2 separate regions of the Homo sapiens genome follow, and region 2 is linked to region 1. The links are chromatin loops, found by intact Hi-C in ENCODE. Cell type or tissue: PC-9. All regions are shown on one strand. Links, peaks and the distances in the headings refer to the core of each region. The heading gives the core; the rest is flanking DNA.

Evidence for each region. A loop is a pair of places that touch in the nucleus more often than their neighbours do. Peaks named below come from ENCODE experiments on the same cell type or tissue, not always from the same donor. Only the 100,000 strongest peaks of a DNase experiment are listed, where the experiment ranks them.
Region 2: it touches region 1 in a loop (2.7-fold over the local background); 2 of 110 quality-filtered maps call a loop at or near these places.

The regions. Positions count from the first base shown.
Region 1 is chr5:150,045,261-150,055,928 of GRCh38, forward strand. It overlaps HMGXB3 (HMG-box containing 3), which reads left to right. Exons shown (of 20, transcript NM_014983.3): 16 at 206-425; 17 at 2,364-2,497; 18 at 3,309-3,425; 19 at 4,992-5,201; 20 at 6,465-7,868. The coding sequence ends at 6,932. CSF1R (colony stimulating factor 1 receptor) reads right to left here. Exons shown (of 21, transcript NM_001288705.3): 19 at 9,977-10,076; 20 at 9,062-9,170; 21 at 8,035-8,964. The coding sequence ends at 8,809. Among named protein-coding and RNA genes, the nearest start is that of CSF1R, 36 kb to the right of the region's middle. In PC-9, for the core only: no CTCF peak of the experiment used is centred there; a DNase peak (open chromatin) is centred at 5,171.
Region 2 is chr5:150,124,737-150,135,404 of GRCh38, forward strand. It overlaps PDGFRB (platelet derived growth factor receptor beta), which reads right to left. Exons shown (of 23, transcript NM_002609.4): 4 at 10,014-10,280; 5 at 9,145-9,272; 6 at 8,850-9,024; 7 at 8,014-8,206; 8 at 7,243-7,358; 9 at 5,803-5,926; 10 at 5,021-5,232; 11 at 1,784-1,878; 12 at 709-841; 13 at 1-95. Among named protein-coding and RNA genes, the nearest start is that of PDGFRB, 26 kb to the right of the region's middle. RefSeq lists enhancers at 3,054-3,555, 5,192-5,802, 7,475-7,644. In PC-9, for the core only: CTCF peaks have their summits at 5,409 and 5,611; a DNase peak (open chromatin) is centred at 5,395; H3K4me3 peaks cover 278 bases.

The sequences.
Region 1 (10,668 bases), core at 830-8,829:
GTACTATGGTGTGAGGGAAAGAAATGTGACCAAAAGGCAGGTGGGTACAGAGCTGTCAAATTCAAGGCCCTGTGGCAGTGCCTGGCTGTCTGACTTCCCTTCACCAAGCCTTGGCTTCCCTGTGTGTATAATGACGGGGTAGGCTGTTGTGTTGCTGATGTTCTGTGACTCCCACAGTTTGACCTTCTTTATCCTGACCTTCTAGTTCACCTGGCCTGAATTCCTGGGCTCTAATGAGGTAAATGTGGAGGACTTTTGGGCCACGATGGAGACAGAGGTGATTGAGCAGGTGGCATTTCCTGCCAGCATCCCTATCACCAAATTTGATGCGTCTGTTATTGCCCCCTTCTTCCCACCACTCATGAGAGGAGCTGTGGTCGTCAACACTGAGAAAGACAAAAACCTGGATGTGCAGCCAGTACCTGGTAAGGCCACCTGGTGGCTGACTGGGGTCAAAAAAGGGCTCAGTCAAGAGTCTGGGACATTGTCCATGGCAAGATAGCACAGTGGTAGCGAGAGGGCCAGGCCCCGCTGCAGGACTCCTTTCAGAAAGATAATAACAGCCCGTGTCAAAATCCCCTAGAGTTTAAAGTTGTGGTGCAGAGTTTTGAAGAGCTGTCCTCCATCTTACATAGCAGGGGCGCACAGCTCATTGTCAGCCTTCTGGGATACACACACTGAGTAGCAGAACTCCTATAAAAAATGCTGATAAGGCTCCATCCCCAAAGGTTTTCATTGAGCAAGTGTAGGGGCAGGCCAAGGAATCTGCCTTCAAAACAGGCCTCCCAGAGGGTTTTGCAGCTAGTTTTATGGATTAGACATTGAGAAACCCTGGACTAGCGGGTAAGAGGATAGGTTTCTAACAGCTTGAGTTTGATTCCCAGCTTTGCCACTTAGCTGTGTGACCCTCTGTCAGGTCCCATCATTGCCCTAAGCCACTGTTGCTTCTTTTACAAAGAGGGTGCGATAATAGCTACCCACTTCCTAGATCACTGAAGATAAAGTGAGCTAATGCGGTTAGAGTGATAGCCGCCTTTTTTAACTGTAACCCATAGTGAGAAATACATTTTGTGTCATGACGCAGAATGATATTCGTACATATGCAAGTGTGTATAACTGAAACAACATTCCCAAAACAGTATTTTTCTTTATTTTCTATCTTATTTCATTTTTGAATTTTTGGATATGACCCACTCAATTGATATTGTAATCACTTAATATGTTGTGATCCACTGGTTCTCAAACAGTGCTTCCTAATATTAGATATTGAGGCTGGGCACGGTGGCTCACGCCTGTAATCCCAGCACTTTGGGAGGCCCAGGCGGGCGGATCACGAGGTCAGGAGATCGAGACCATCCTGGCTAACACGGTGAAACACCATCTCTACTAAAAACACAAAAAATTAGCCGGGCATGGTGGCGGGCGCCTGTAGTCCCAGCTACTCAGGAGGCTGAGGCAGGAGAATGGCGTGAACCCGGGAGGCGGAGATTGCAGTGAGCCGAGATCGCGCCACTGCACTCCAGCCTGGGCGACAGAGCGAGACTCCGTCTCAAAATAAATAAATAAATAAAAATAAAAAGATACTGAGGTCCACCTCATATTCCTGCTAATATTTTAAGGGCCCAGGCATCTTTTTTTTTTTTGAGACGGAGTCCTGCTCTGTTGCCCAGGCTGGAGTGCAGTGTTGTGATCTGGGCTCACTGCAACTCTGCCTTCCGGGTTCAAGCAGTTCTCCTGTCTCAGCCTCCCAAGTTGCTGAGACTATAGGCGCACGCCACCACACCACCACACCTGGCTAATTTTTTGTATTTTTAGAAGAGATGGGGTTTCACCATATTGGTCAGGCTGGTCTTGAACTTCTGACCTCAGATAATCCACCTGCCTCGGCCTCCTAAAGTGCTAGGATTACAGGTGTGAGCCACTGCACCCGGCCCCCAGGGATTATTTTTTTAAGGTGCCCCCACATAGTTCTCTTGTGCTAGCCAGGTTCAGGAACGTTGTGTAGAGGGCACTTTTAAACCGAGAGCTGCTGTTCTTTTCTTATTGATGCAGTCATGGTAAGCATCTGAGGTCTTGGTTCTGAAAAACCTTAGAAGACTGGATTAAAAGCTGACTTATTTTAGGGTTTTTTTCAGTGGCGGTATGCAGGATATCTCACTCAGATGTTCCAGGGCAGAAAGCCAGTTGTAATAGACTTCAAATATCTGCAGAAAGCGTGGACCTGACTTGAGTTCCACCTCTGCCAGCACTGGGGGAGGGCTTGGTGCAGAGCTGGCTTCCACTGTTTGCTGTTTTGTGGGCCTAGCCTTGGCCTCTGGTGACTGGCGGCAGCACCCTCCCACCAGCACTGTTGTCTCTTGCAGGCAGTGGCAGTGCCTTGGTGAGGCTGCTCCAGGAGGGCACCTGCAAGCTTGATGAGATTGGCTCCTACAGTGAAGAGAAGCTGCAGCACCTGCTAAGGCAGTGTGGAATCCCCTTTGGGGCAGAAGACTCCAAGGTGAGTGTCAAGGGCAGTGGTGGATATCGGGGCTTCTGGAGTAGGCTGATTGGTCCACTTTTTAGGTCAGGGATATGAATATCTGTGATGGCATCTGCCTTGGACACAAGGTGCTGGCAGTCAGGGATGCCTAGGAGATGGTCAACAGCTAGATGTGACATGTATGTGGGGCCTGGCCTCTAACAGTTCCTCCTGTTGAAGGTTGTGAGCCTAGGCTCTGGGGTCAGGAATCCTGGCTCTCCTCCTTACTGTGTGTGACCTTGGATAAGCTGCTTTATATTTTGAGCTTCATTTTCCTTGTTTGTAAAATGGAAATAACCAAAATACTAACCTTGTGAGATTGTTGTAAGGAATGCACTTTACACAGTGTCTGGTTACTACCTATGCAAGCTCTTAGAAAATGCCTACTGTTACATAGTGTATGTGTCTATGTGTTTTATTCATACATTATTTACTTTCCCTTTCATATTTCTGTGCTGTTGAAAATGTTATGCTTCCTTCAAGATCAGATTCAAATGTTAGCTCCCCTTTGATGGTTTCTTTGCCCTGTAAAAAGTGAAAGGACTCAGGCCTCAGAGTCTGGCAGCTTGATCAGCAGTCTGGCTGGCTTTGTCTGTGACCTAATCCTTTCAGGGCCTCCGATTGCTTACCTGTACCTAGAGGAGGTTGGGCTGATGAGGCTCCAAGGCCCGCTCTGACCCAGGCAGTTTATTCTTTTGCTTTGGGTGTTGGGTGAGTGTGTGATGCTGAGCACCAGCCGTGGTCCCTTAGCATTCGCCCTTATGTTTTTAATCTTGTCCTTCTACTCCAGGACCAGCTCTGCTTCTCCTTGTTGGCCCTCTACGAATCTGTACAGAATGGAGCTAGAGCTATACGGCCCCCACGTCACTTCACAGGTGGTAAAATCTACAAGGTGTGCCCCCATCAGGTAAGAAAATAACTAGGGGGAGCTTGGAGTGAATTTGCTAATGTTGAACTTCCCATACAGGGACTGATCCAGCTCAGTTTTGGGGGGCTAGACTTAGGTCACTGGGCAACCTCCGGCATAGCTGCCCACGGGTCAGGTGCTACCCCCTGGGCTAGGGAGGGAGGCTGGGTCTTCTGTCAGTATTTTTTAAGCACCCTACCACATCCTGGGCATCAGCTGTTGAGGGTATAAGGGCGAGCTTGTATAAAGAATGACAAAGATGTCGTTCCTCCCTAGTTGACCGTATATTTTAGTGGGGAAATAAAGTCACCACAGCTTGTGGCATTGGCTCTGAAGAAATTAGATAAGGGCCTAAGATAGAAAGTAACAGGGAGGAACCTGCTGTCTGAGGTGGCAGAGAAGACTGAGACCTGCAGGATAGGGAGGAGCCCATTGGTAAGCCAGGGAAGGAGTGTCACAGCCAAGGGACCACCAAGGCCGTGAGTGGGGAGACAGAGTGAGCTGAGAGGAGGGGGTGTTGGAGGGCTCCCCCGGGGGGCCAGATCACATAGAGCTCTCTAGGCCAGAGTAACAGTTCGTATTTTATTCTGACTGATGAGGGACCTTTTGGATGGTTTTGAATGGGAAATCTGTGGAAGGGTATGGACAAGGTGGCACTGGGTTAGCTCCAGGACAGGTTATGTACTAGATGACAGAGTGGGCCCAGGTAGATCTTGGAACGGAAACCCCCCCCCTTAACAGGTACTGAATGGGAGAGAGGTGGCTTATCAGAGCCTTCACTGAAGCACATGAGTCAGCAGGGGGATCTAGCTGTAAAAAGAGAATCCAGTTCCCAACTACTTTAACAGAAGCTGTGTCTGAAGGAGATGCTTAATGCTTCTACTCTGGGCAGATCAGAGCCTGCTCAGGGAATTGTGTTCATGCGACAGGGGATCATCTCATGAGAAGCAGCTGACAGCACGGGGAGAGCTGTAGATCTTGGGGGCTGTGATGGGAGTGGCATCACTTGGAGGTGACAGCCAAGTGGGTGTACCCAGAGTTGTGGAATGGTGCTTGGGGGGCCCTGTCAGTGGAGGTGTTTACTAGGCTACATTGTGGATTCCCATCTGGGCAACAAGCCCACTGGGGTCTGGTGGGGAGCTTGCTCAAAATACAGATGCTTAGACCCTACTTCAGAGACCTTAGTTTCTTAGGTTTGACCTCGGGCCCAGGCATCTCCATTCTTAACCAGCTCTTAGCTGCTGCTGCTGCTATGTAGCTAGCATAGTGAACTGGTAGGTGATGTGGAGAGAGTGGGGTTTTGAAAGATGTTCTGAGGTGCCTTTCAGCCTAAGTTGAGGACAGGATGCTCCCAGCTGTCTCTCAGAAGGGCAAGGATGAGCTGGTGACTTCATTTAAGGACAGAAGTAGGAAGGGAGCAGCATGCCATGGGCTCTGGCAGGATGGCCATGGCTTCGGCCCTGAAGCTGATTGCTCATCTTCCTGGGAAGAAGCGAGTGAGAACTGTACACTCTCTGCAGACTGGCTTCCTAATTAACCCTGCGCCCCCCACCCTTCATCTCCCAGGTGGTCTGCGGCTCCAAGTATCTTGTGCGAGGTGAGAGTGCCCGTGACCATGTGGACCTGCTTGCCTCTTCCCGCCACTGGCCGCCTGTCTATGTGGTAGATATGGCCACGTCAGTGGCCCTGTGTGCTGACCTCTGCTACCCAGAGCTGACTAACCAGATGTGGGGGAGGAACCAGGGCTGTTTCTCTAGCCCCACAGAGCCACCTGTGGTGAGTCACCTCCTGAGGAACTGCCATGTCTCCTCAAGCCTACCATGTCTTGCTCTGTCACCCAGGCTGGAGTGCAGTGGTGTTATCTCGGCTCACTGCAACCTCTGCCTCCCAGGTTCAAGCAGTTCTCGTGCCTCAGCCTCCCGAGTAGCTGGGATTACAGGCACACACCACCACACCTGGCTAATTTTTGTGTTTTAGTAGAGATGGGGTTTGGCCATTTTGCCCAGGCCGTTCTCAAACTCCTGGGCTCAAGCAATCCACATGCCTCAGCCTGTCAAAGTGCTGGGATTACAGGCATGAGCCACCACGCCCAGCCTACTCCGTAAGTTTTTACTGACCAAGCCCTCTGTTTGAGGCCACAGTATATCACTTAGTGTGCCCAGGATATCCCAAACCTTGTGTTAAAAGAGGTTGCCTTCCAGAGAAGCCTAGAAAGTTGCCACCTTTGAGAGTTATTGTGCACACTGACATATTAAAGGCCCCAGCCAGCCCTGGATTAGTTTAATTCACCATGTCTTACATTTAGTTGACCATGGATAACACTGTATGGCATGCCTGTTGTGATCTGAAGATACACTGGTTTAGAAAACACTCATCTTATCCAACCCTCTCCTTTTATTAAAAGGGGAAGCTAAGGCCCAGAGGAGGAAATGGACTTTTCCGGGTCCCACAGCAGATTAGTGGCAGAGCCCTTGTCTCTGTGTCTTGGTATATTGTACCAGACAGTATTTCTCACCAGTCATGTACCCTCCAAGGCCAGCAGGCCAGCCTTTGGCCTTTGCTGAAATAGATGTCAGAACTGATAATTAGGAAGAAGGGAAGAATAACAAAGGTTGAGTGCCCCAGCCAGGATGCATTATAGGAAGTGAAGGCCTCTGGCTTTGCCTTGGAGGAGTCATTATTGTCATTACTCCCTGGGGCTCACTGGCTCCATGAGCATGCTGGGGACTCCAGAAAAGTGTCTTAACCTCAGTCAGAGCCTGATCTTTCTGCTCCCCTGCAGCCACTGGCCTGAATGGACCGGGGGCAATAATAGCATAAGTAATCCAACATCTGTTCTGGAAGGTGGCCACTGTTACTGTCCCTGTTCTCACATGAGGAAATGGAGGCACTGGCGGGCAGGGGTTGGCCTAGGAGACACAGTACATGGTGATGTTAGGATTCAAAGAGGGCTGGCTGAGCCTAGAGTGTTCTCGTCACCAGATGGGTTCCACCTTAGTCATTCCTTCTTATCAAAATGCATTCTCATTTCTCTTCTAGAGTGTGTCCTGCCCAGAGCTCTTGGACCAGCATTATACTGTGGACATGACAGAAACTGAGCACTCTATCCAGCACCCAGTCACCAAGACTGCCACGCGGCGCATCGTCCATGCAGGCCTACAGCCCAATCCTGGTGACCCCAGTGCTGGGCACCACTCCTTGGCCCTGTGCCCTGAATTGGCACCTTACGCAACCATCCTGGCCTCCATCGTGGACAGCAAACCAAACGGTGTCCGCCAGCGGCCCATTGCCTTCGACAATGCCACTCACTATTACCTCTACAACCGCCTCATGGACTTCCTCACCAGCCGCGAAATTGTCAATCGTCAGATCCATGACATTGTACAGAGCTGCCAGCCTGGTGAGGTGGTCATTCGTGACACCCTCTACCGCCTTGGGGTTGCTCAGATCAAGACAGAGACAGAGGAGGAGGGTGAGGAAGAGGAGGTGGCCGCAGTGGCAGAATAAGCCAGGCTGTTGTACAGGGACTACACCATCTCTCAAGCCATAGTAAGGCCCTTGCCTGAGGCAGAGCTATCCAGGGGACCTGCAGAAGTGGTCTCCTGTGGGGAGGGCCTCTGACTGCTGGGACTGACCAAAGAGCTTCCATTCCCTGAGCATGGTGGGACCCAGGGTCCTCAGTTCTCAACCCTCCAGGGGTCAGGAGTGGTACCAGGAAACCTCTTCTGGCCCCGAGAGAGCACTTGGGGGACACGGTATGTTTAATGGAGGGGAGGCTGAGGGAAAGGCTCGTAGCTGGTGGGTTCCGTGGGGCCTGCGGTGTGGGTCAGGGTGGAGGTCCTGGGTGGGCTAAGGCGTGAGCCCCAGCACTAGGTGGGAAGGCTGCTGAGGTCTCTCCCACCCCTGAGGAGCCCTGGTTTCAGCCCCCTCAGTCTGATGAATTGCTTAGCCTGTTGCCTTTGACTAGGGGCCTGGGTGGCCTCATTAACTCTAGGGGTCCCTTTGGGCTCTTGATTCTCCCTGAAGGAGGGATGCATTTCTCTCTTGCTCTTCCTGTACCCACATTTGGGGGAAGCTGAGGAGGGAGGAACAGTCAGCCACAGCTCTCTTCCAGCACTGTCCTCTCCACCCCAAGCTTTGAGGAAGAGCATCCCCTTCCTCCTTTCCCTGGCCACTGCTGCTGCAGCCAATATCCTCTCTGGGCCTGGGACCCTCTCCACAGAGGGGATGTGGTCCCTGGTCATGACATAACCTAGCAGCAGTAGGAAAAACTCCCTTCTATGAAGGGGAAGCAGACTGGGCCATAAGGAAACAGCAGGACTGGCTCAAGTGCCCAAGGTTTGTTTAGGGCCTGGGAATTGGCCATGTGTTAATTTATTGAGTGGAGTAGGTGGCTTTTTTTCCCTCCCTCTTCCCCCAACAAGAATAAAGTTTATTAAATTATCTGGTTTTGGTGTAGCAGGAGTCAATTCCGTGCACATCGTATGGGGCACAGTGTGGTCAAGCTCCACAGCTGTGAGCTCGTCACTTCATGTGAAGGAGGGAAGGAAAGAAAGACGTTCCAGGGAATTTGCAGGTACTCATGTGGCACAAAGAACCAGAGGCTGACTGCATTAATGCTGTTAGTTTAATGTGGACAGAGACATCCCACGGCGTGACTGTTAGTTAGGATGAGTCAGCTTGGGGGAGTTTGTGCTTCCTGCTTGGTGTGGCCAGCCACATGCCAAGGTCCCCTGCCTTCTAGCCCAGAATGACGGGACTGGGCAGAACACCCCCAACTTTTAGCTGCCACTTGGCTCATTACAGCAGTACCAGTATGGGGGTGGGAGGGGTGAGGCTGTGGAGTGAAGGCGGCGTATAGGGCAGAGACTAAGAGGTCCTGTGAGATTCTTAGAGGAGCCATCCTGCTCCAAGGGGCCTGAGCTGAGTGTGGTCTGTGAGCATCTGCTGCTCCTCTCAGAGAGGGAGATCTCACTCTCTGCCAGTCTGTCTAGCCCCAAAGAGCCTGGTTTTCTCAGTATCAGTGTAGCTCCTGGGGACTTCATAGGCATAAAGTCAGTCCATTTCCATGAAGATAAGGGGATTAGGAAAGAAGGTTCTACTAGTTGGCATAGCAAACACGAGGCCAACACCATGAGAACAGTAGGGGAGGGGGGGGTGAGGGCTCAGCCCCCAGCCCCTGACTGGCAGTGATGGCCCATGCTCAGGAAGTGGGATCCTCTGACCTCCCCTGAATCCCTCACCTTCCCAAGTTTCAGAGCTGGGCCGAGCTGTTGAGTGAAATGACCGAAGGCAGAGTTTGTATGTTCTCCCCGTGTCGCCCCATCCATGGAGGAGTTGAAGTTTGTGGGAGGGGAGAGTGGTACTCCCTGTCGTCAACTCCTCAGCAGAACTGATAGTTGTTGGGCTGCAGCAAGGGCTGGGCGATATCCCCTTGCTCGCAGCAGGTCAGGTGCTCACTAGAGCTCTCCTCCTCCAGCTCACTGCTGCTGCTGCCGCTGCCACCGCTTCTGCTGCTGCTCGGCAGATTGGTATAGTCCTGAGGGTGGGAGGGACCAGAAACTGTCAGTCCAGATCCATCAGGCCCAGCCCAACGTGCTTTACCGGCCACCCACCCCAAGCCTCACCCCACTCACCCGCTCTCTCCTGTCCTCTTGGGCCTGCTCCTGAAGGAAGGAGCAGATCTGCTGGAAGGTGGGTCTGTGGGTGGGCTCCAAGGCCCAGCAGGCCTGCATGATGCTGTATCTGGGAGATAGGACAGAGGATGCCCATGGGCAGCTCCCTAGGGTCCAGGGGCCATTAACACACACCCCTAGAGAGACCTACCCAGCAGAGGTCCCCAAACCCAGTCAAAGTAAGTTTAGTATAAAACCTATGCCAAGTCCTTGGCATGCTTTACCATTTAATCCTCACAGTAACCCTTGCAGAAGGGTACTCTCATCACCCTCATTCTGACAGATGAGGCCATTTTGGTATCCTCAGGGTAACTGTAATAACGATCTCTTAAAAGTCTGTTTAGGGACAGGTGCAGTGGCTCATTCCTGTAATCCCAACACTTTGGGAGGTTGATGCAGGAGGATTGCATAAGGCCAGGAGTTCCAGACCAGCCTGGACAACATAGTGAGATCCCATCTCTACTAAAAAATTTTTTAAAAATAGCTGGGCTTGGTGGTGCACACCTGTAGTCCCAGCTGTTTGGGAGGCTGAGGCCAAAGGATTGCTTGAGCCCTGAAGATTGAGGCTGCAGTGAGCTATGATTGCACACATCACTGCGCTCCAGCCCGGGCTACAGAGCAAGATGCTGTCTCAAAAAAAAAAAAAAAAAAAAAGGAAAAGTGGTCGGTTAGGACCAGCCCTAGTGAACAGCTGCTTCTCTGAGAACATCCCCCATAGCTTGAACTCAAAAGGGGCTTGTTGTGTCCACTATGGGAGAGATAAAGTCTGACCCTGGAACATTTTGGACAGGGAAAGATCAGGGCCACACGGCCTTCCATCCCTTTCCAGCGAAAGCCTGGGGTGTCCTTTTCCCTCCCTGGGATCCCTTCGCTTACATATTCTTTGGGGCAAATGCAGGCTGGGCCATTTGGTATCCATCCTTCACCAGTTTATAGAACTTGCTGTTCACCAGGATGCCAGGGTAGGGATTCAGCCCTGCAAAGGCCAAGATCAGGTAAGAGGCCATGCCCATTGTCTTCTCCCCATTCCCGCACACCCACACACATCTTAGACTGGGTTTAAAGGGTCCCACTTGACAACACTGCAACAGCAGCTACTCTTACCCGGTGCTTCCTGTGTGCCAGCCAGTGTGTGGCAGGCTTAGGCTTTAGGAAGGTGTGAGCCTCTATCCAGGCCTTATCACACCAAACATTCTTGCACAGGCTTTGGAATCAGACCAAAGCTTCAGCTGTGTATCGTTAAAGTGTGGACAGTCAGGTGGTTATGAGGGTATAGGAGCAGCGTATTTAAGAACTGAGTACAAGTCCTTGTGCCTAGTCCTCGGGAAATAGCAGTTCTTTCTACTAGAGCCTAGTAGTAGAGAGCTGCATCTTCAAGGGTCTGTAGATTTCAGACAAAGGAGGGAAACAGTGACAAAGGAGGGTAACAGGTAACAGCAACTGAGCAGAGACAAACGAGGGAAGAGCCAGAAAGGAGCGCCTGTCAGGGGCAGAGGGTCTGCCGAGTCCCGCAGGAGCCACGATGCTGGGTTTCGAGAGCCCTTGCCCATTCCTGCACTCTCACCAAC
Region 2 (10,668 bases), core at 1,394-9,393, 80 kb after region 1:
CTTGACGGCCACTTTCATCGTGGCCTGAGAATGGCTCAGGCCATGAGCCGTGGCCTCCACCACCTGCCCAAAGGCCCCAGAGCCGAGGGTGCGTCCTGGTGCAGAGATGATCCATTAGCTCCTGGCCTACCAGGAAGCTGCACCGCTCCCCCAGCTGCCCCCCTCCCCCCACTCCCCTACCCCCGGCCGCTATCACCCTTCCTGCCCAGTGAGGGGAAAGAGCCACTCTCTTAGGTCAACCTAGACATTACTTAAACCACCTTGGACTCAGGATATTCCCTAAACACACTCCTGCAACCACAATACCTCCCTGTCTTTCCTGGTATCTCATCTAAGTCCTGCCTGCTTTCTGCCCCATCTTTAATCTCTGGAAAGTTTCTTCCCTCCCAAGGGAGCACGCTTCTCTGTACCTCCTCAGCTTCCCCAGCCAGACCAGGCCTGCTACTCAGCCTGTCCTCAATCCTTCCACTTTTGCCACATAGGGATCCCGTCTCACAGGGTCACAGGATCATAGAACCTCAATGCTAGGCAGTTCCTGGGGGATGGTCTTGCTCTCATTGTACATAGTAGGAGATGGAGGGCCAGAGAAGGCAAGACACCAGCCCTAGGTCTCATAGCTAGTCATGGCAAGGCTGGGACCAGACCTCAGAGAGTCTTCCCACCCAACTTGAGTCCCCACACTGCCACATGAGGCCTCTCAGGACTGACCCAGCACAAGCTGGTCCCGCGGCAGCTCCCACGTGGAGTCATAGGGCAGCTGCATGGGGTCCACGTAGATGTACTCATGGCCGTCAGAGCTCACAGACTCAATCACCTTCCATCGGATCTCGTAACGTGGCTTCTGGAGGACCAACCCCAGGAATTAGTTATCAGAGGGAGTCTCAGGCCCTGAGCCCCATTAGGTTCGTCCGTCTAGGACACATGGGGCAGGAGACCCTGAGGCCCAGAGAGGGGCAGGGGCATATTTGAAGTCACACAGCAAGTGCTCAACTGAGCCAAGGTCTTCGTGGGCTCGGAGGGAACAGGGACCAAGGGGCCCCAGAGGAGGCTTCAGGACTTGGCAGACTGAGGAGCAACTGGCAGCTGAGGGCCTGGCTCATGAGAACCTCCTCTCTAGCTTCTCTCCCAGCCTTCGCTGCTCCTCAGATGGAAGTAGTAGAGCAGGTGACCCCAGAAAGTGACACCAGGTAGGGTACTCGGCTGGATGCGGATGGCCCTCCCCAGTGCTGGGCAAGTCAGAAAGATGTAAGCTTAGAATGTTGACATCTTAAGGTGTTGGAACCACAGGACTGGAATTTTAGAAAGATGGGATCATGAGGTGCTGTAATCCTGATTCAGGAAGCTTAAAATGTTGGAATCACAGAATGGTAAAATCTCAAAGCAGAACACTGAAATTACAGACTAATAGGATCAGAATGCATTTCAGTAGAATCACAGGTTCTCCATGGGTGAGACCTGGAAGAATCCTGGAGCCCATGCAGTCCACCTCAAAGGTCCCATGCTCCATGGCTAGGATGAGAGGAATGGTGTCTCAGCAGGACCCGGGGACTTAATGACACAGTAGGGGAAGGGAATCCTGGATAGCTCGGGCCAGGCTCAGGTTGGCCCAGACTGCTGGGGGTGGAGGAAGCTGAGACAGCCAGCGTCACAAGTCCCCACCTGAGTTCCATGCTGAGCCCTGCATGTGGCCAGATCACGCAGCATTCAAGGAGGGCAGAGGGGTGGAATTTATGCAAAATAATGATGTGCCAGTCTTCACCCACTGGGCCAGGGAGGGGCTTACCTTCTGCCAAAGCATGATGAGGATGATAAGGGAGATGATGGTGAGCACCACCAGGGCCAGGATGGCTGAGATCACCACCACCTTAAAGGGCAAGGCTGGAGGCAGAGATGAGAGCAGGCCATGAGCAAACTGGGCAGCTACCCTCCCCTCACCCCATCTTTGGCATCATAGATCCCTCCGTACACATCCTGTCCAGAATAGAAGCGCCCACCTCCCCATCAGCCTGCAGTGTCAGACCCTCAGCATCTCGCTCTAGGCCACACGTTCAGACTGTCCTGTAAATACTCCATCCCCTCAGTAACTACCCCCACTCAGATCACTGCTGGCCTCCACGTCCCTTCAGCCCTGCCAGTCAGTCTGGCCTTGCTGCCAGAGCTCTGGACGGGGTGCAAATCCTGTTCTGAGTTCCTGTCCATTGCCTGGACCTCCCATTAGCCCTGGAGCCCCTGAGGGCTGGGTTGTGGCTTACCTCTCCTCTGAGTCCACACCCTTGCTGGGGCTGCCACAGCTCGGTCAGACTCCAAGCTCCATGCCTGACCGAGTGGCCGGTGGACTGAGTGAGTGGCCACTGAGGGAGCAATGGCTGAGACCCCCAGCCTGATGAATCCAGACCTCAGCACGGAGGCCACTTCTCCCCACTTCACCCAAAGGGCCCAGTTGGGGTTGGAGTGGTGACGGTAGTTAACAAAGTGGGGCTCACACTGGCCCTTACAAGCCTCGAGTCTCCTCCACCCTCAAGGCCTCAGCCTCTTCGCTGTACAGCTTCCCACTCTCCTCATCCAGCCCCGCCAGACCTGCCTCTCCCCTGCCCTGCCCTGCTGGCCACCCATGAGGTCCTATGGAACTCATTCCCTCCTCTTCTGTCCCCAATCTATGCTTCTTTGCTCCCTAGGGAGTCCTGTCCCACCTCCTCCTCCCCATCCATTGCTATAACCTCAGTCCCTAAAACCACACCTGGCACATGGTAGGTAGCTGGTACTATTTGTTGAATTACTAAGTGAATGCCATTGTTATGCTTAAAATCTTTGGATGGAGGCTGGGTGCAGTGGCTCATGCCTGTAATCCCAGCACTTTGGGAGGCCAAGGTGGGCGGATCACGAGGTCAGGAGTTCAAGACCGGCCTGGCCAATATGGTGAAATCCCATTTCTACTAAAAATACAAAAAATAGCTGGGCGTGGTGGTGGACTGCTGTCATCCCAGCTATTTGGGAGGCTGAGGCAGGAGAATTGTTTGAACCCGGGAGGCAGAGCTTGCAGTGAGCCGAGATCACACCACTGCACTCCAGCCTGGGCAACAGAGCCAGACTCCATCTTAAAAAAAAAAAAAAAAAAAAAAAAAACTTTGGATGCTTCCCCATGTTATCAGTAAAGGAAAAAGGCCAAACTCCTAAAATGGCACATAAGGCAGAGGCTTCATGACTCTACCTCTGCTTCCCTCTCCAACTTCGTCTCTCACCCCTTATCCATTCTCCCTTACCCTTACCTATCCTCGCCATGCCTTCCTCCTCAGGGTCCCAGACCAACATCCCTCTTCTCCTCCCTCCTCCCGCTCATCACACATCTCGGTCCTGGGAAGGAAGCCTGCATCTTCTAGGCAGCCATCGCTGGAGGCATGAAGGAGCCCTCTTGCAGCCATCCTAGGCCCTGTGTGCTGGTGCTCAGCTTCCCGCTCAGGCTTTAGTCACACAAAAGTGTCACATCTGCCTTGGCTCAGAGCTGGTCTTCCACTCAGGCTGTCCACACTGTCTGCCCAGATACCCACTTGCTCAGAGAATGTGTATGCATGTGTGGGAGCATGGGTGAAATGAGGGGATGAAAGAAGCCCACCCATCCACCACAGGGCAGGGGACAGGAGGCAGCTCTAGACAGGCACGTGCCTGAACATGCCCAGGGACCTGCATACACAGAGACCAAGATGCCTCACATGGCCTTTGGAGCCCTGCCTGCTCTAGATCTGCCGACCCCTGTAGCTCCATCCCATAGCACTTCCTTCCCCTTTATCTGCCACCCTTCCAGCCCCTAAGTATCCACACACTCGATCCTCCAGCCAGATTGAGTTGAACTCTTTTCATTTCTAGGAACTCATTTTGCCTCTGGGCTTTTACACAGGCCATTCCCTCTGAGTGGGACACCATTCCTTACCAGGCTAACTTCTAGTCATTTTTCAGGTTTTCACCTAAAGGTTCCTTTTCTAGAATACTTTCCTGAATCCCATAGCTGGGCATGGGACCCCTTCTCCCTCCAGGCTTTGCCCCTAATGTGGTGATCCCGGAGGGAATTGCCAAGTTCCTTGTCTGCCTTCTCTCTCTGGACTATGGGTACTAGGAGGTCCAGGCAGGGCTGAGCCCTTTGACCTTTATACTTCAATGAGAAGTTGGGTCCTCATATTTATCGAATGAAGAAGAAAGGTGAATAAATGAAGCACACTCATACAGGTGCATGTATGCATAAGGACGGGCAGCTAGATACACAAAAGCATCAAGACACTGGTAGGCATTGTTCATACGCACAGAAATTACACGTGTATGTGTACCTGCTAACAGATGTACATTGTACAGCAGGCACATGTGTACGGGAATTATGCTTGTACACTTTTCTAGAAAGGTGTGCTCCAATTATATGCTTACAGACATGCACTATGCCAGTTTGCATGCATGCAAAGGAATTGTACATGCATTGCTTGTACACATGTACAGGAATTGTGTACCCACCGGTACATGCATACAGACATACACTGTGGGGTTTAAACAGATGTCTGGGAATTAGGCATGCTCATGTACATGGCTTACAAACACGTGGTGGGTTTACATACATGGACAGGCATAGTGCACAGGTGTATGCTTATACACATACACTCTAGCTTTACAGGAGTGACTGGAGATTGGGCATTCTTCAGTAGACGATTTACATATCTACACACAGAGGATTTGCACCTATGTTCAAGGAACAGGCATGCTCATGTACATGGCTTACGACATACATATAGTATATGTACACCACACTGAAGGATATTCATATCCATGGCTTACAGACTTGTGTTTGTACACGTGTGTACCCATATTGTGTTTGCCAGAATGTGTTCCTATGCATGTACACAACAGGGTTTCACAATGCTCCTGTTTGCCCCTGGGCATGCTAACTCCTTTGGCCTGCTGTGGGTACATGGGCACATTACCAATTAGGCAGGATTAAGGTAGGGATTGGGATCGTCAGGGGCCACTGAGGCTGGGGACTCACAGTGTGGCACCACGATGACCTCCTGCGTGTCCTGGCCCACAGCGTTGCGCAGCGTGCAGCGCACCGACAGTGGCCGATCCACGTGCTGCAGACGCAGTGTGCTCACCACCTCAAACTCCTGCTCCTCCTCCCAGTACGTCACGTTAGTCTCCAGCTGGCTCTCCTCTTCGGAACTGTTCCCCAGCAGCGTGGGCGGCAGCTCACGTGGACACCTGCCAGGAGAGCCGGTAGGGTTGGCTGCCAGCCCCTTCCCCTTGCAGACAGGGAAACTGAGGAGAAACTGGTGGAAGGAGGCAGGACGTGTCCAGTTCCTATGTCCCACTGCCTGTTTCCGAGCGGGCTCCTCCTGTGCTCCCTCTACTGGTCAGCAGGGGGTGCTCCCATCCCAGAACTGACAACGTGGATTGCAAAATCCATTCTTATTTGACCCACGGGGTCACACGGCGTATGGGGTAGAGGCAGAACCTGCACTGAATCCTGCCTCTGTCCACTGCATTAGAATCGACCTGGCCAGGAGTGCAGAACTGATCTACAGGGCGGGTGAGGTCTCTGGGGCTCAGACCCTGCACTTTGCTAGGCCAAACTGCCCAGGGGTAAAGGTAAGGAAAAGGGACCATTTAGGTCATACAGAGTAGGACCAAGGAGGTGGTGACCTGGCCTCCTAGGATGCAACTCTATGCCCGGAACAATATGCCAAGAAGAACGGGCGGGACTAGATAACCTTCACGAGCTTTTTCTAGCCAGCTGGGGACACTGGGAGACTGAGGCCCAGGTCTGCTCACCTTTTGAGGTCTCTGCAGGCAGACCAGATGATGTTCGGCTGGGGCATGCCCCGGCCACGACAGCGGACTGTCTGTTCCCCACTGTCAGGGTGGCTCTCACTTAGCTCCAGCACTCGGACAGGGACTGCATGGAGAGAGCACTGAGTTAGGAGGCGGGAGGGTCAGGACAGTTAACAGGACAGGTCCTCAGGGGAGGACCTGGCCCAGAGACTCTCTTGGGGGAGGAGGGCTGTAGACTGCAGGTGAACATTAAATACCAGGAATCAGTGTGAAAACCGATGGGTTCCCTTCTGGGTACTTCAAAGGGAACGCCTCAGCAGGGTGCTAGTCTGTCTTTAACACCTCTCTGAGACTTGCTAATCTTCCCTTTTAACAAAGGGAGGCTAGGCCTCAAGCTCAGAACCCTGGGCCACCAAGCTCATGAAGCCAGCATTTAATAGCATTGTTTGGTCTTCTCTGAGTTTATTTTAGTGGTTGCTTTATATTTATGACATGTGATGCCGATTTTCCACCTACAATAGAGAGGTTACATTTTGTCTTTCAAAATAAATTTGTTTTTAGAAAGTCAATTAACAAAACATTAAGTCATTATCATGTCATTTCTCTGCTCAAAACCCTGCCATGGCTCTTCATTTCGGTCATAGTAAAAGCCAAAGTCTGCACCAGGCCCACAAAGACCTATGCGATTTGCCCTTCTCCCAGCCCCCACTGCCCTATCCCCGTTCTGACTTCATCTCCCACCACTCTCCCCAACAGCCCTGTTCCAACCACACAAGCCTTTCAGTGATTGCTCTGGCCTTTGCACTGCCCGAGGTACCCTTTCCCCAAATATCCACTAAGCTAATGTCCTCACCTTCTTCAGGTCTTCATGCAAATGTCACTTCCTCAGCCCTGATCACTGTATCAAAAATGCAACTCACACCATCACTCTGTGCCCAGCACTCTCAACCTTCCCTACCCGGCCCCTGTTTTTCCTCTCCCGCAGTGTTAGTTACCTTCTAACCTATGTAATTTGCTGGGGTTTTCCTCCCTACTGTTAGTGTTTGTCTTCCCCTACTTGGATGCAAGCTGCACAAAGGCAGGGAGGGAAGTTCAAGAACCTTGAAGAGACAGGCATATGGTAGTTGCTCAATAAATACCTATCGAGTTAATAGTACAGTATAAGTGGAATGTGAGAAGGGAAAATCATGGCCTTGGTACCTAAGTGCCTGAAGTTTTGGAAACACCAATCTAGCCAGATGGCCTCCTTATACAGCTGGGGAAACTGAGGCCCAGAGGCCAGGTTCACACGGCAGTGGGTCAGTGGCCTAGAATCCATCTCCTGAGTTCCAGGCTCCCTCTCCCACTCCTCCCATGGGTGGGTGGACAGTGCAGGAAGGGAGAGGGAACGGGGGCAGGGAGGGGAAGGAGCAGGGACATGGCGAGGGGCGTGCTCATCACCATTGATCTGTAGCTGGAAGGAGAGCTGGACCTCAGCATCCTCATGGAAGGCCCGCATGGTGTAGTGGCCAGCCTCTGCCACCTTCACGCGAACCAGTGTCAGCTCTGACACATACCTGGGGAGCAGGAAAGGCAGCTGTCAGAGTCGGAAGGACTCTTACAGTTCTCCCCACCCTCCTGGTATAAAGAGGAACAAGGCCCAGGGAGGGGAAGGGCTTGCCAAGGTCATCTCGGCATTGGTAGCAGAGCCGGGACTCAAACCAGGTCTCGTAAATCCTCACCCACAGGCAGTTCCCCTAGGCCAAGAGGGAGGGTTGAGATGAACTGTGGGTGGGGGTGGGGAGCATTGAAGGAAAGTCCTATTTCTCTCCCCTTCAGAAAGGTGGACACTGCTCCATCCTAACCTACCACAGTCTCTGTCAGCCAGCAAATCTCCAGCCTCAGGGATACCACAGGCCATGAGTGGCCTGCCTGGCACCCTCTTCCCCAGTCATCTGCCCGTTTACTTCTTGGCTGCTACTGCTGGCCCCACCCATCACAAGGACAACTAAACATCTGGGTGATCATCTGACCGGCGACTGTTTCCTCCACTAGACTAGAAACTCTAGGAGGGATGAACTGTCAGCTCTGGTCGCTGCAGCATCCCCAGCACCTGGCACCTAATATGCTCTCAGAAAGCTGGGCCTAGGTTTGTGGCTGAAAGCCGAGGGCTGCCTGGCGGCTGCAAAGAAAAATAACTTCAAGAATGGGATGGGAGAGCGAGCTGCTCACCGGGTCTCCGACACGTTGCGCGTGGACAGGGCGATTTCGCCAGCGCTGGAGTCGCCCAGGGTGCGGTTGTCTTTGAACCACAGGACAGTGGGCGGTGGGTAGGCCTCGAACACTACCTGCAGTGTCCGGCTCCGATGCAGCTCAGCAAATTGTAGTGTGCCCACCTCTCCCAGGAGCCGCACGTAGCCGCTCTCTGCAAGGGGTGACCGTCAGGGGCGGGGCCCTGGGGGCAGGGCACCAACTGAATCCCAAAGGAGGCCAGCCTGTGGGGTGGGGCTTCAGGCCTGGGGACCGTGCCAGCCATGGAGTTTCCGGAGCTGAGGTTGAAATTGGGCTGGGGACAGGGCCTGGAGAAGGGGCCGAATTTGGGGCTAATATGGATGCTGGGGCCAGCTCCCAGGTTGGGAACAGAGTTGTACTAACAGTTCTCTGTTCTGGGTCAGTACTGTGGCTGATGCTGGGACTAGTGATAAGGTTGAATTTGGGGATGGGGCTTCCCGGACCTGGGATGGCAGTTGGGCTTGGAAGTCAGGTTGGGGCTGGGGCTCTGGCTAGTCAGAAAGTCTAGGTTGAGATAGGGTTGGATTTGGGGCTGACACTACATTTTGGTTTGGGGTTTATCCTGGAATTGGGGTTTTGGTTGGCACAGAGGCTAGCTAGGGCTGCACTGGAGTGTGGCTGACTATACCCCGGGGCTGTGACAGGCACTGGGTCCAGCTCAGCCCTGATCACTGTATCAAAAATGCAACTCTCACCATCACTCTGCACCCAGCAAAGTGGGTGAGGGTGGGGAGCGTTGAAGGAATTGGGGATTGGGCTGAGCCCAAGGCACACACCAACCACGGTGATGTTGATGGCCTTTTCATCCTGATGGTCATTCACACTCTCCGTCACATTGCAGGTGTAGGTCCCCGAGTCTTCTAACTCGGCACTGGGGATGTGCAGGATGGAGCGGATGTGGTAAGGCATATCCAAGAGGAAGTCAGTCACCGGCTCCACCAGCCGCCCACTCTGCAGCAACAGGTTGGGCAGGCCCCCCAAATCAGGAGGGGCCGGGGAGAAATCAGCCTGCAAGCCAGATATCCACCCGTTCCTGGCCCCTCCTCCGACCCCTGCCTGGCCCCACATTACTTCTTTGCGGGGGTATGTCCACTCGAAGTTGACCACCTCATTCCCGATCACAATGCACATGAGGGTGATGTTCTCACCCTGGCGGACCACAGTCTGCACTGCGTTCACAGAGACGTTGATGGATGACACTGGTAGAGAGAGATTGGCTTAGGTCTGGGGAAGTCACCACCAGCCACTAGCACTTCAGCTTGGGGATAGGGTAGGGGGCTAGAGAGGGAAAGGATGACTGATGTAGAAGATTCATTCATTCAACAAATATTTACTGAATACCTACTACATGCCAAGTACTATTCTGGACACTGGAGCAACAGTAGTGAACAAAGTGGACAAAATCTCTGTTCTTATGGAGCTGACGTTCTAGAAGGGATAACAGTCTGGAAATCAAAGTACCCTCTGGAGATCTATGTACAGGAGAAATGTATTGAGCACATAACATGTGCCAGGTACTCTCCATCTTTTATTTAATCTTCACAATTGATCCTATGAGGTAGGCAGCCATTGTTATCCCCACGTTACAAGAGGGGAAGCAGGCTCAGAGAGATTATGTGCTTTGTGTAAAGTCACTCAGACAGGAAATAGCAAAGCTGGGATTTCGACCCAGCTGGCTCTGAAGCTTGTGCCCTCACCGACCATGTTGCACAGGCCAGCTCTGCCACTATCGAATTCTGCGACAGGGGACAAGCTCCATCCTCTCTCTGCGCCTGAGTTTCCCTCTTCTGTAACATGGGGAAAACACTATCTTCCTTCGAAGGCTGTGGTGAGAATCCACTGGGAAGTGGAGTCCCACACTTTGTAAACTGTAAAGGGCTATTCCTCTGTGGAGGGTTATACTTGCCTCTGCTGAGCATCAGGCCAGAAAGGGGGCTCACCCTGGAGTCTGTAGACATAGTAGGCATCAGAATCCACCTCCCTGTCCCCAATGGTGGTTTTGCAGATGTAGCTTCTGTCCTCAAAGATACCAGAAAAGCCACGTTGGTGATCATAGGGGACAGGCAGTGCAACGTCCCCTTTCTTCTCGTGCAGTGTCACCACCAGCTGTGGGTCTGTTACTCGGCATGGAATGGTGATCTCAGTTATTTCCGTGAGAAAGATGAATAGTTCCTCGGCATCATTAGGGAGGAAGCCCACGGTGGGATCTGCCAGGAGTGGAGCCGTGAATAAATCAGGGGAACTGGGTTTCTGGCCATCCCCTGAATTGCTGTGTGGCAAGTCATTTGCCATCTCTGGCCCTCTGTCTCCCCGTTACAGAATAGGGATGCTCCCAGAAGAGCATAAATCAAATGTTAGAGCTGGTCCCTTCCAGCTCTAATGTTTGATATTGACAGTGCCAGGGTAAGAAAGAAGGCAAGTCACAAGTTGAAATGCAGCTGATATCTGGAGCTTGGAGAATGGGGAAGAAGGGATGTGGGGTCAAGAGGGAGCAGATTGGAAGCAGCTGAGAATATAGAGTTCTTGGGAGGCAGGAATAGGGTGACTGGCAGGGAGCAGGCAGATCACCCAGACCAAGGAGTGGGTGCGAACACA